3 separate regions of the Homo sapiens genome follow, and all the other regions are linked to region 3. The links are chromatin contacts, found by Hi-C or POLR2A ChIA-PET in ENCODE. All regions are on one chromosome and are shown on one strand. Each heading gives the region's core, a stretch centred on a gene start or an enhancer-like site at or near the end of the contact. The rest is flanking DNA. Distances are from core to core; before and after follow the strand shown.

What was found. A loop is a pair of places that touch in the nucleus more often than their neighbours do. ChIA-PET counts read pairs that join two places held with the same protein, here RNA polymerase II (POLR2A). Pooled maps may share reads with other maps.
Region 1: a map of naive thymus-derived CD4-positive, alpha-beta T cell shows a loop between it and region 3 (3-fold over the local background). The contact joins two enhancer-like sites. A Hi-C loop is called at or near these places in 1 of 168 maps with a recorded cell type or tissue (naive thymus-derived CD4-positive, alpha-beta T cell), 2 of 37 single-sample maps with no recorded cell type and 13 of 50 pooled maps. POLR2A ChIA-PET finds 5 or more read pairs at or near these places in 1 of 52 experiments (CD4-positive, alpha-beta T cell).
Region 2: a loop to region 3 is called in a map of CD8-positive, alpha-beta T cell, with 2.6 times the contacts of the local background. The contact joins two enhancer-like sites. A Hi-C loop is called at or near these places in 5 of 168 maps with a recorded cell type or tissue (CD4-positive, alpha-beta T cell, CD4-positive, alpha-beta memory T cell, CD8-positive, alpha-beta T cell and 2 more), 1 of 37 single-sample maps with no recorded cell type and 4 of 50 pooled maps. POLR2A ChIA-PET finds 5 or more read pairs at or near these places in 1 of 52 experiments (CD4-positive, alpha-beta T cell).

The regions. Positions count from the first base shown.
Region 1 is chr6:142,840,858-142,844,360 of GRCh38, forward strand. The region is part of intron 1 of HIVEP2 (HIVEP zinc finger 2); the gene reads right to left. Among named protein-coding and RNA genes, the nearest start is that of HIVEP2, 100 kb to the right of the region's middle. RefSeq lists an enhancer at 2,349-2,638. Within about 2 kb of position 2,079, at least 12 of the 41 ENCODE cell types and tissues checked have a DNase peak (open chromatin) inside an H3K27ac peak, as active enhancers do.
Region 2 is chr6:142,958,733-142,962,174 of GRCh38, forward strand. It overlaps HIVEP2-DT (HIVEP2 divergent transcript), which reads left to right. Exons shown (of 3, transcript XR_001744397.3): 3 at 1-3,442. Among named protein-coding and RNA genes, the nearest start is that of HIVEP2-DT, 14 kb to the left of the region's middle. Within about 2 kb of position 1,544, at least 2 of the 41 ENCODE cell types and tissues checked have a DNase peak (open chromatin) inside an H3K27ac peak, as active enhancers do.
Region 3 is chr6:142,568,748-142,572,217 of GRCh38, forward strand. All of the region lies in intron 1 of LOC153910 (a long non-coding RNA gene), which reads right to left. Among named protein-coding and RNA genes, the nearest start is that of ADGRG6, 270 kb to the left of the region's middle. Within about 2 kb of position 1,549, at least 2 of the 41 ENCODE cell types and tissues checked have a DNase peak (open chromatin) inside an H3K27ac peak, as active enhancers do.

The DNA.
Region 1 (3,503 bases), core at 829-3,328, 270 kb after region 3:
CAGCAGTAGATGTGCATTCTACTTTCACCAAACTTCCTCACCATTGCATGTAATTAAAATTTCTTTTCAGAGGCTTATTTAATGTAATATGATATTTAAGGGTGTCATTTTTATTTTAATGGTGACCATAATTATTCTCTTATTTAAAAATTATTTTATTGTCTTTCACCTCTAATATAAAATGTATCTACTCACATAATTTGACTACCTTTAGGTCATAGTTCTTCTTATGAACTTAAATGACCCTTTATGTAATATATATTAATTTTTTATACATTTTTTCCTGTAAATTTGTTTTAACCATTTAATATATCAGGCATATATTTAGATCCATAGCATAAGGTATGTATTCAGATAGTTCTGACCAATTCCAAATTATCCATAATACTATTTACTAAGTTTTCCTTCCTCACACATCTTTCTATAAGCTTGCTTTATTATGTTGTATTATAATTTGTCTATTTCTGGGCTCACCCTTTAGTTACATCAATCCACATATTTAAAATGGAACTTTTGTTCAGACTGCCAGTATGATGTGACTGGCATTGTGTTAGGTCGTTTTCATGTGCATAATCACATGAACTTTGTGTGTGTGTGTGTTAGTTTTAATTACTGTTGTTTCGTAGTATGTTCAAATCCATGGTAGAGCTAGAAACTACTCTTCATTTTCTTTTTTCAAATGTTCATCGATATTTTCTTTTCTGCATGAGTATATGTGGGAAATTTTCACCCATTTTTTCAGATTATATTATTTAATTAAGTGTACTGTTTGCCCTCCATATTCAGTCATACTCAGAATATTCCCATTAGCAGTCTGATTAAAATTGAGTTGAATTATATACATATGCATCTTTTCAACATTTTGTTGTCCCATGTTTAAAAAAATTGCATATTATTATGAATCTCTACATATACGACATTTTAACATTTATATTCAATAGACATTTATATTCTGCAAGTCTCCTGATTCTCTGTCTTTCCTCATTTCCATTTCACTTGCTTGGAAATACTTCATTCTTCATGTCCAGCAATTAAATTGTGTGAATTCCTCACAAGGTTCCCTAAATCACTTCCTTTACATGCCGGAAAATGCTGATTAAATAGAAGACAAGTACTTAAAATCCTATCTTAAATAAAATATCTTCATTTCCTTGACCAAAATGAAATTAAAACTGCATGTAAACAATATCACCACCACAAAATAATATCTCATGTAACCATTCTATTCCTTAGAATATTTACATGACAAAGCCCTGAGTTCCTTTAAAACACAGCTGAATGGCTTCAGCTAGCTAGAGCCCTCCTCCTTCCCTTCCACCCACCATTGTCTCTTATTTCTGCTATCTGTGAAACAGTTCTGAGTTCAAAGATAGAGAAAAAGTGCAGAAATACAAATCACTTAAAATTATAAATAAAATATGTTAAACCTAAGTTTGACTGAAAATAGTCTAAATTTTGTTGTGCATGTTAACTAAATCCACGTGTTATCTTCCTTGATTTCACAAAGCTAGGTACTCTCAAGGAATCTTATGGTTTACATAACCGATATGGTACATGAAGAATTCTAGACTCTGTACTGAAAGGGAAGAGAAGGACAAAAAGAAAAAATGGGAAGAAAAAAAAGACCTGAACGTCTGTGTGTAGATAGGCAAATAAGAACTGAAACTGTTTGCCATCCGCACTTTGAAAGTCACACTATGTGTCAAGTTTGTCAAGTCGAGTGAAAGAAGGAGTGATGTGCTTCTCCACTTTCCTGAAGAACCACGTAGAAAATGTGGCAAATATTTAATTTAAGCCTTGTTTCCTGAAAGACTGCAAGATGCCCACAAATTTTCTTTCCCAGAGTTCAAAATAGCAAGCTGAGTGGGTGTAAGCACTTTAAGTGAAAAAAAAAAAGTAACTAAGGAAAAGGAAATCGTACTTTCTGCTTCTTAGTATAAGATTTTTTTTTAAAGGCCATTTAAAGAGATATTAGTGATTAGGATCTGGTGGTTGTCTTGAATCAGAATACAAATACAGTCCTGGTGACCTCAGACAGAGCCCCCTGGCCACATTTAAACATGATTCATTCTGTGTAAAGATGAAACTGACAACATCGTAGTTACAGTAAGAGCAAGCTGTTGTCTGCTACGATCAGATACCTAAATCACAACAGGAAAACACTTGCACGAAGGGAAAGCTGAATGTCTATAGGGCCTCTACCCTTTCCCAAGAGAGGGACCTTCCTCAGCAGTGCTTTATAATATTTTCACATGTAGATGAGTCACCAGGGGAGCTTGTTAAAAATATGGGTTCTGATTCCGAAAGTCTACGTGGAACCCCAAAGTTCCCAGGTGATAAGTTCGCTGGTCTACACTTTGAGAAGCAAGACTGTAGTCTGTAACAATAGTTTCCTAATAGCCAGACACCAGAAATCACAATCAACCAATTAAGAACACTTACTAGTTACCTGTGCCAGTTGTTATAATAAAGTACATAACAGGTGACTGAGCTAATACAGAAAAAAAGTATGTTTTAAAAAAATAAAAGCTAAATGTGTGAAAAAGACTCTAAGGATAATAGGAGTTGAGAACAGGAAGAGTTCTGTGGGGACTAGAGTGGTCGCAAATGGCTTCATAGAGCAAGCTGGACGTGTGCAGCCCCAAGTTAAGGGAAGGGGTGGATGTAGAGAAAGAAAGAGCAGGCCACCACTAAGGGCAATTCTAGAAGGGAGAGCCTAGAGTTCCCACAAGAGAAAGCTACGGTGAGCCTGCTTTGTGGTTATAGATATTATCATTGGAAGCTTTTAATCAGAATTCACTTTGAACCAGGTGAAAGGAAACTCTGGCCTTGTTTAAAATTTGTCGGTTTGGAAATTATAATTCTATTCCAGGACAGGAAAGAATGGGTAGTTTTGCCTTAGTCTTATGCAAATTTTCTCCATTGGCAGCAGCAATAGTGTTATGAATGACATTTTAGGTTTGAGCCTGGGAGCACAAAATTACCATTTTTGTACATATATTTATGCATATGTATGCCTTTGGTTAACATATGTCTTTAATGATTAAGACTTTCAGAGCATTAGAATCATAACTTTTCACTACAATAGATTTAATAATCTTCTGTTACTTCGAGTACTTGAATTTTACTTTTATTATAAAAAGAATTTTTTTCTCCTGTAACATACTTTCGGATGGCACATACCCACACAACACCCTCAACTCCAGCAATATTCTTCCATTCTTCTCTTTCCTCCCACACTGGCTGACAATGGGAAGAAAACATATCCAGAAACAGAATGAAATTATTAATGAATTATACCTTATGTGTTTTTTTTAATCTTAAAAGAGTTTTTCCTACCAACCCACAATACGTTGGGTATTGCACAATGGATTCAACAGAAAAGCAACTGAGGATTCCACAGGTCAATACAAACATAAACATTCAATCTCTAAACTTTTTTTTTTTAATGAAGAGAATTGCAGAGGGATGAGCATACTTGCAAGCTGCAAGAAGGAAGTATT
Region 2 (3,442 bases), core at 294-2,793, 390 kb after region 3:
CCTATACTTACCAAGAATGTTTCCATCTGTTTTAAATTATTTCACTCCTTTTACAAACTGGCAATAATTTTAACACCTTTTATTTTCAGTGAAAATAATTCGAGAATGAAGCTGAGAATGATACATAAGCCTAGAGTTTTAACTCAGTGAAGTAATATGATTCTGACAGTTCTTTATTTTTTCCACATTGTGTTAGATTCCTAGTAAAAAGGGAAGATGAATCTTATTGCTTTCAAAAACCTGACAATATGGTATGTAGGACAGAATGAACATACATAGAACAATATCCAATAACACAGATGAAGGTGTCAAAGCCATTGCCAGACAGAGTGGTGCAGATTGTGAGATCAGTTTTCTTGGTAAGTGTTATGGACTGAATGTTGGTATTCTCTAACATTCATAGATTATAATCTAATCCCCAATGTGATGGTAGCACTATCTGGGGGTGAGACCTTTGGGAAGTAAAGGTCTTTTTCTCTCCACACCTGACCAAAAGTAGGAGCTCAACAAATGTATGTGCACTGAAATGGAATGGGGGCAAACAGCCTGGTGGTATAGTACAAAGCAAAATTTGGTTATGGTAGGAGCAGTACAGATACATCTGGATCACAATCTAAATTCTCTCCAGGGACCAAATACATAGATTTACCCCTTGGGTTATTGGTCTGGTAGACTCTTAATTTTTAATAGGGTTTATATAATCTAGACTTCTTATAACCTCTGCCCCACTGGATATAGGTATTACTCAGTTGAAGTTAAAAATTGAATATAGGATTATATGCAATGCTTTATCTATAACTTTCTTGTAAGGATAAACTCAGTACATCTCTGGTTTTCTAATATTTTGGAGGAAATGTTACAAATAGGTAAGGAAAGTTTGAGCCTCATTTACGCATGAGGGTGGACCCCTCCTGAATGAGATTAATGTCCTTATAAGAAAAGGCCAGAGAGCTAGCTCACTCTCTTTCAGCATGTGAGGACACAAGAAGCCCAGAGTCTGCAACCTGAAAGAGGGCCCTCACTAGAACCCAATCATGCTGACGCTGTGATCTTGGACTTTCAGGCTCCAGAACTGTGAGAAATAAATTTCTGTTGTTTATAAGCCATCCATTTCATGACAATTTGTTATAGTGGCCTGAACAAAGACAATAGGTATAAAAGAGAATTGATAAAGATGAAATTTAGGAATACAATTAGAAGTGAAATGCAAATAACAAGAGGGTGACCCCGGAGTAGAAAAGTGTCTGTGTCTGGTAGATTTGAATAGTTTACAAATGCCAAGCCTGTGCAAAATAGGAGTTACCAATATTAATGGCTGCATCATTACAAGGTGTATCCAAAAGACACTTAAGATTAAGTCTGTGTTTGTCAGTGGGGAGGTGAGAGTAGGAAATGTTAAATAACCTGCCCTTTGTCACTCAGCCAACAAGTAAGAGAGCAGGGAATCAAGTTCAGATCTAAGTCCTCTAAAGTTATTCCCCAAACTCCTCACAGCTTCACTTAATAACCATTTCCTGCTTTGGTTGACTTTACAAAGATGACCATACATTTGAGAGCAAAAGGGGAAGCTATGAATCATTACATCTGGACAAATGGCATGAATCAAGATCATCCACTGCCAACTAGAGTGTATGTTCATCTTCTGTCTATATATCTTCATTCCCAGACATCTACCAGACATCCAGTGACTTATCTGAGAAGTACACTTGGAGGTCAGTTTCTTGGAGTAAATTGATCAAAGTGTTAAAATTCTGGAAAGTTATTGTATTTTAAAATAGTTCACACAAAAAAATAGTACAATGAAATGAATCACTATTAGTGGAATTTCAGGCCCTCAGGTACCTGATAATAAGAACTCTTTCAAAACAACATAACTTTCCTGGTACCTGTCAAATCACAATTTCTATATGAGATATGGCCAGCTGGGTATTCAAGGATAATTGGTCAGCTACTGTGATGATTAATATGGAGTGTCAACTTGTTTGCATTGAAGGATGCAAAGTATTGTTCCTGGGTTTGTCTGTGAGGGTTGTATTAGTCTGTTTTCATGACACTGATAAAGACATATCTGAGACTGGGCAATTTACAAAAGAAAGAGGTTTATTGGACTTTCAGTTCCACATGGCTGGGGAGGCCTCACAATCATGGTGGAAGGTGAAAAGCACATCTCACATGGCGGCAGACAAAAGCAGAGAGCTTGTGCAGGGAAACTCTCATTTTGAAAACCATCATATCTCATGACACTTATTCACTATCATGAGAACATCATGGGAAAGACCTGCTCCCATGATTCAATTACCTCCCACTGGGTCACTCCTACAACACGTGGGAATTCAAGATAACATTTGGGTGAGGATACAGCCAAATCATATCAAGGGTGCTGCCAAAGGAGATTAACATTTGAGTCAGTAGACTGGAAGAGGCAGACCCACCCTCAATCTGAGTGGTTACCATCTAAGCATCTGCCAATGCAGCTAGAATAAAGCAAGCAGAAGAAAGTGGAATGAGAAGACTTGCTGAGTCTTCTGGTCATCATCTTTTCCCCATGCTGGATGCTTCTTGCCCTTGAACATCAGACTCCAAGTTCTTCAGCTTTCAGACTCTTGGACTTAGAGCAGTGGTTTGCTAGGGGCCCTCAGGCCTTCAGCCACAGACTGAAGCCTGCACTGTCGACTTCCCTACTTTTGAGGTTTTGGTACTTGGATTGGCTTCCTTGCTCCTCAGCTTACAGCTGGCCTATTATGGGACTTCACCCTGTGATCGTGAGTCAATTATCCTAATAAACTCCCCTTCATATATACATATATATTATTAGTTCTTACCTCTAGCGAACCCTGACTAATACAGATTTCTAGATGTACAGATGGATTGAGAGGCAAACACTCTAAATTAACAAGGCAGAAATGAAAGAGCTGTTCTGCCCAAGATCTTCAGCACTGCTCAGACCTCTATAAGAATTTCTTATCCAGTTCAAAACTTATCAACTTAAGAAAAATATAGAAAATTTGTAAAGCATTCAGAAGAAACTAAAGACTAAAGCAAAATGATATGTTCAAATACTTAACACTGCCAAAATGTAATGCATTTCAATAAAGTGATATATGTCCTTAACTCACACAAATTAATAAATGTCTAATAGACATACATATGGGAAGTGAATATCAAATGCCTGTGTACTATTTGTATAAAATCTAAGTTAAAACTCATTTCCATCCCAAAGATGTGTGATATGTAAAATAATATTCTACGTATTTTGTTTAATTTTGGGGGGTCATTTAAGATTTTTTTATTTGCAGAAAAAAGATGCTACAAACAAAATTAATGGGAAAAAACAAAAATTAGTACCAAAAGAGGAAACGAGGACAAGGAAAAACACGAGCACATAGAAAAATGTAAAAATACTCAAGCCAGGCTCAGAGAACCAGCATCCCTGACAGCAAGT
Region 3 (3,470 bases), core at 299-2,798:
ATGAAAAGATGGGTTTTTGTGCTTTGTTTTTTGGGAGGTTTTTACTTTCTTTGTATAAATCAAATCAAATTGTTGAATATGTCTTTGCTCATGATTCTATGAAATTTTGAGTTCATAAAGAAAATAAAATTTATCACCAGCAGATAACCTGCATAGCACACAGGACTTTGTTGAAGGGTATTTATTCAGTACAGCCCAGTGAGAGGACTCTTGGTCAGTGGAACTATAAATGCGTTATCCACAGGCAAGGCTATTCCTCTTTCAGTTGAAGGACTCTTTATGAGATCATCTGAATTCCTTTTTAAATTAAGCTCCATGCTCACCAAAGAAACATTCTGATTATGATCTTGCTCCTTACATAACTTAGCAACAGGGAGGAAATGCTGTGAGTTTGCCTCCTGCCTTCTGGAGAAACCTTTTATCTTCATTTCTAGCCAACCACATTATAGTCTTCCTTTGGTTCAGAAAATCTTCCATGGTTTCTTTAATAAAAGTAACATGTAACACTAAATAAAACTTACTTTTTCTGAGCTATGGCTTTAGTTCTCTTTTCTGAGAGTCTGCTTCTGACTCATCAATGGGTATGAATTAGAGTGGCAGAGGGAAAGAGCTAAAGACTGATCAAACCTCCAACCTTACATTTCCCTGAAATTCACAGAAGATGCATAATGAGCTATCACCTTACATATTTTTCACAACTGCTTTTACTCAGAAGTACCAAAATGCAAAGAACTCCTTCTTTCTTACAGGCTGCAGAGCCTCAGAGACCAAATAAACTGTGAGCATTTGAATGACAACTGAAACCTCTTGTGTGCATTTTTATTTATCTAACTCAAGATTTGCTAGAGTTCAAGCAACTATTTAAAGTTCAAAAACCTATGATTAATGTTTAAGTTGCTGATGAGATATTTTTCAGATCCTGATCATTGCTGAGCAATGGCATAACATTAAATGCTGGAGCAGCAAGATTTTACTTTCCAAAGGACTGAGCTTACAGAACATGAGAGGGAGGCAGGAAGAGGGAAAGGGTGGAGGAGTCTGAGGCAGCTGAATGATAAGCAAAGAACTCTTTTGTTCTTTTCACACTACGGAATCAAAGCCATTTCAGTTCACTTCCCACACCTGAGATGTTTGTCACTAAGCCATTTCCTTCTCTCTGAAGTGGGTTTAGACAGTCATTTTGCTGTTGTGAAATTCACATCCCTCTTTTCCCAAACCACATCCATGCCTTTCTCAGTTCACCCTCCCCAGAAACACCTACTCTCAGGCAGGATTGGCAGTTTGCAAGTTTAGAGTCTCATAGAAGAGATAGATGACAAATAAAGCTAGAAAAAAAAACTCTTTTCAAGGAAATTGTAAGACCTCTTGAAATACAAAACCTATTTTTCCAGGTTTCTGATTTTAGCCAGTATGAAGATCAATGGAAGCAAACTGCATTACAATAAATGTTGTCAGTCCCACTGATATTCCTTGAAACTGTATGTTCATGGAAGCCCACAGTCTGGCCTTGTTTCAGTGGGATGCTTACCTGAAGTTCACCTCACTACATTCCAGTTACTGAAGCACATGACAAGTTGTGACTTGTGCATAGTTTTCCCCTGAGTTTTGAAAAGTAGAAAGCTGTTATTTAGCTTTGTGGTTTGTTGGGGTTTAAATTTCTGTTGCTATTGCAGCTGTCTTAGCAGTGCAAATCCCAAAGCAAAGAATGATGTGAAAAATTTTGCTCATTTTGAAAGTGTTAGAGAATTTTTTTTAACTTTGACTCCTTGAATTCTCCAGGAAATGATGTCAATCAGTTTAAACAAACAGCACTTTCCACAGAGCTCCCAGGCAAAGTCACATGGTGTTCTGTGTGCTTGGAGCTCACCAGGTTGGTATTATGAGAGGGGACAAGTCAATTGGTAAGTTATAGCAAGGAGGAAAGTTTGAAAAACTTGGAGGATGGATGAGTTCCTGAGTGATTACCTAATTCATTCTCTTGACCACAAACAGTTCTATTGATGAACCTTTCCCAAGAGATGGCTTTCTATTGTGTTTTCAAATATTTTTAGAGGGGAAGCTCTGCTCTGCAGGTTAGATAAAATGGGTAAACTGTCAACTCTAAGGTGGGCTGTAAGTAGGACTAAAGACATCTGCTTCTTGTCTGTGGCAAAATCCTAGATTTGGATAGATCAAATTTGGATAGATCACATGCAAGAATATATAAACAAACAAACCTTTAGAGAAACAACACTGAACTAGAAGGGAATGTAAACCTATTTCCAAAGATTCTGAGAAAAATCTTGTATTTGAAAAATAACTTTAAATCAGAAAGAAAAAATTTATGATGACATTTTCTTAATGTCATTAAAGGAAGCAGGACTACATGGCAACTATGAAAAAAGAGCATAAAATTACAGGGAGAAAATTCATTAAGATGAAGACAGAGATAAAGAAAGAAGCATTCTTAAATTTAAAATGTAAAAAGTTCTGTAATCATACAGAATTGAAATGAATATGTGAATTGGAGGCATTAATGAATAGAATTGACAATGCATAAAATGAATTGGTCCTGTGGAATAGTAACTTAAATATCTCCCAGAGCGTCAAGTAAAACATAAAAGAGTTCAAATTGCCAAGAGTGAAGATGATTGATGATCAACATGGGTAGCCAAGGAAAGAAAATCATAAAATAATAGATGTTCCAGAAAAAAGATATGTGACTGATGAGAATAAAACAGAAACTAAAGATTCAATAAAACGAGATAAATATTAAGAAAGATCAAAAAGGAGTAGCATAAAACAAAATAGCAGAAGAAAAAGCAGGTAAATTAGTTAAGACAATAATGAAAGTAAACAGGAAAAAATTTGTTTCCAAAGGGCAAATACCCAGAGTAAACATAAAACTACCTGGGCTATCAGACTCCTAATATATAAATCAAAAGGACAAAGAAACATCAAATCTAAAAGAATAAAGAGTATTAGACAAATGGTAAAGATAAAAGAAACTATGCTTATGGCATTTCTAGCCAGAGAAAGTAAAGTTATAATTACAATGAGAAACAGAATATTTTCATAAATTGATGAAAATTATGATTATCAGAGACATTTGAACCAGAGCAACTCCATCTTGAATAGGGGCTAGATAAAATAAGGCTGAGACCTACTGGGCTGAATTCCCAGAAGGCTAAGGCATTCTTAGTCATAGGATGAGATAGGAGGTCAGCATGAGATACAGGTAATAAAGACCTTGCTGATAAAACAGGTTGCAGTAAAGAAGCTAGATAAAACTCTGCCAAACCAAGACGGCAATGAGAGTGACTTCTGTTCGTCCTCACTGCTACACTCCCACCAGCACCATGACAGCTTACAAATACCATGGCAACATCAGGAAGTTACCCTATACGGTTTAAAAAGGGGAGACATGAACAATTCACTCCTTGTTTAGCATATAACCAAGAAATAACCACAAAAATGGATAACTCCAGAGG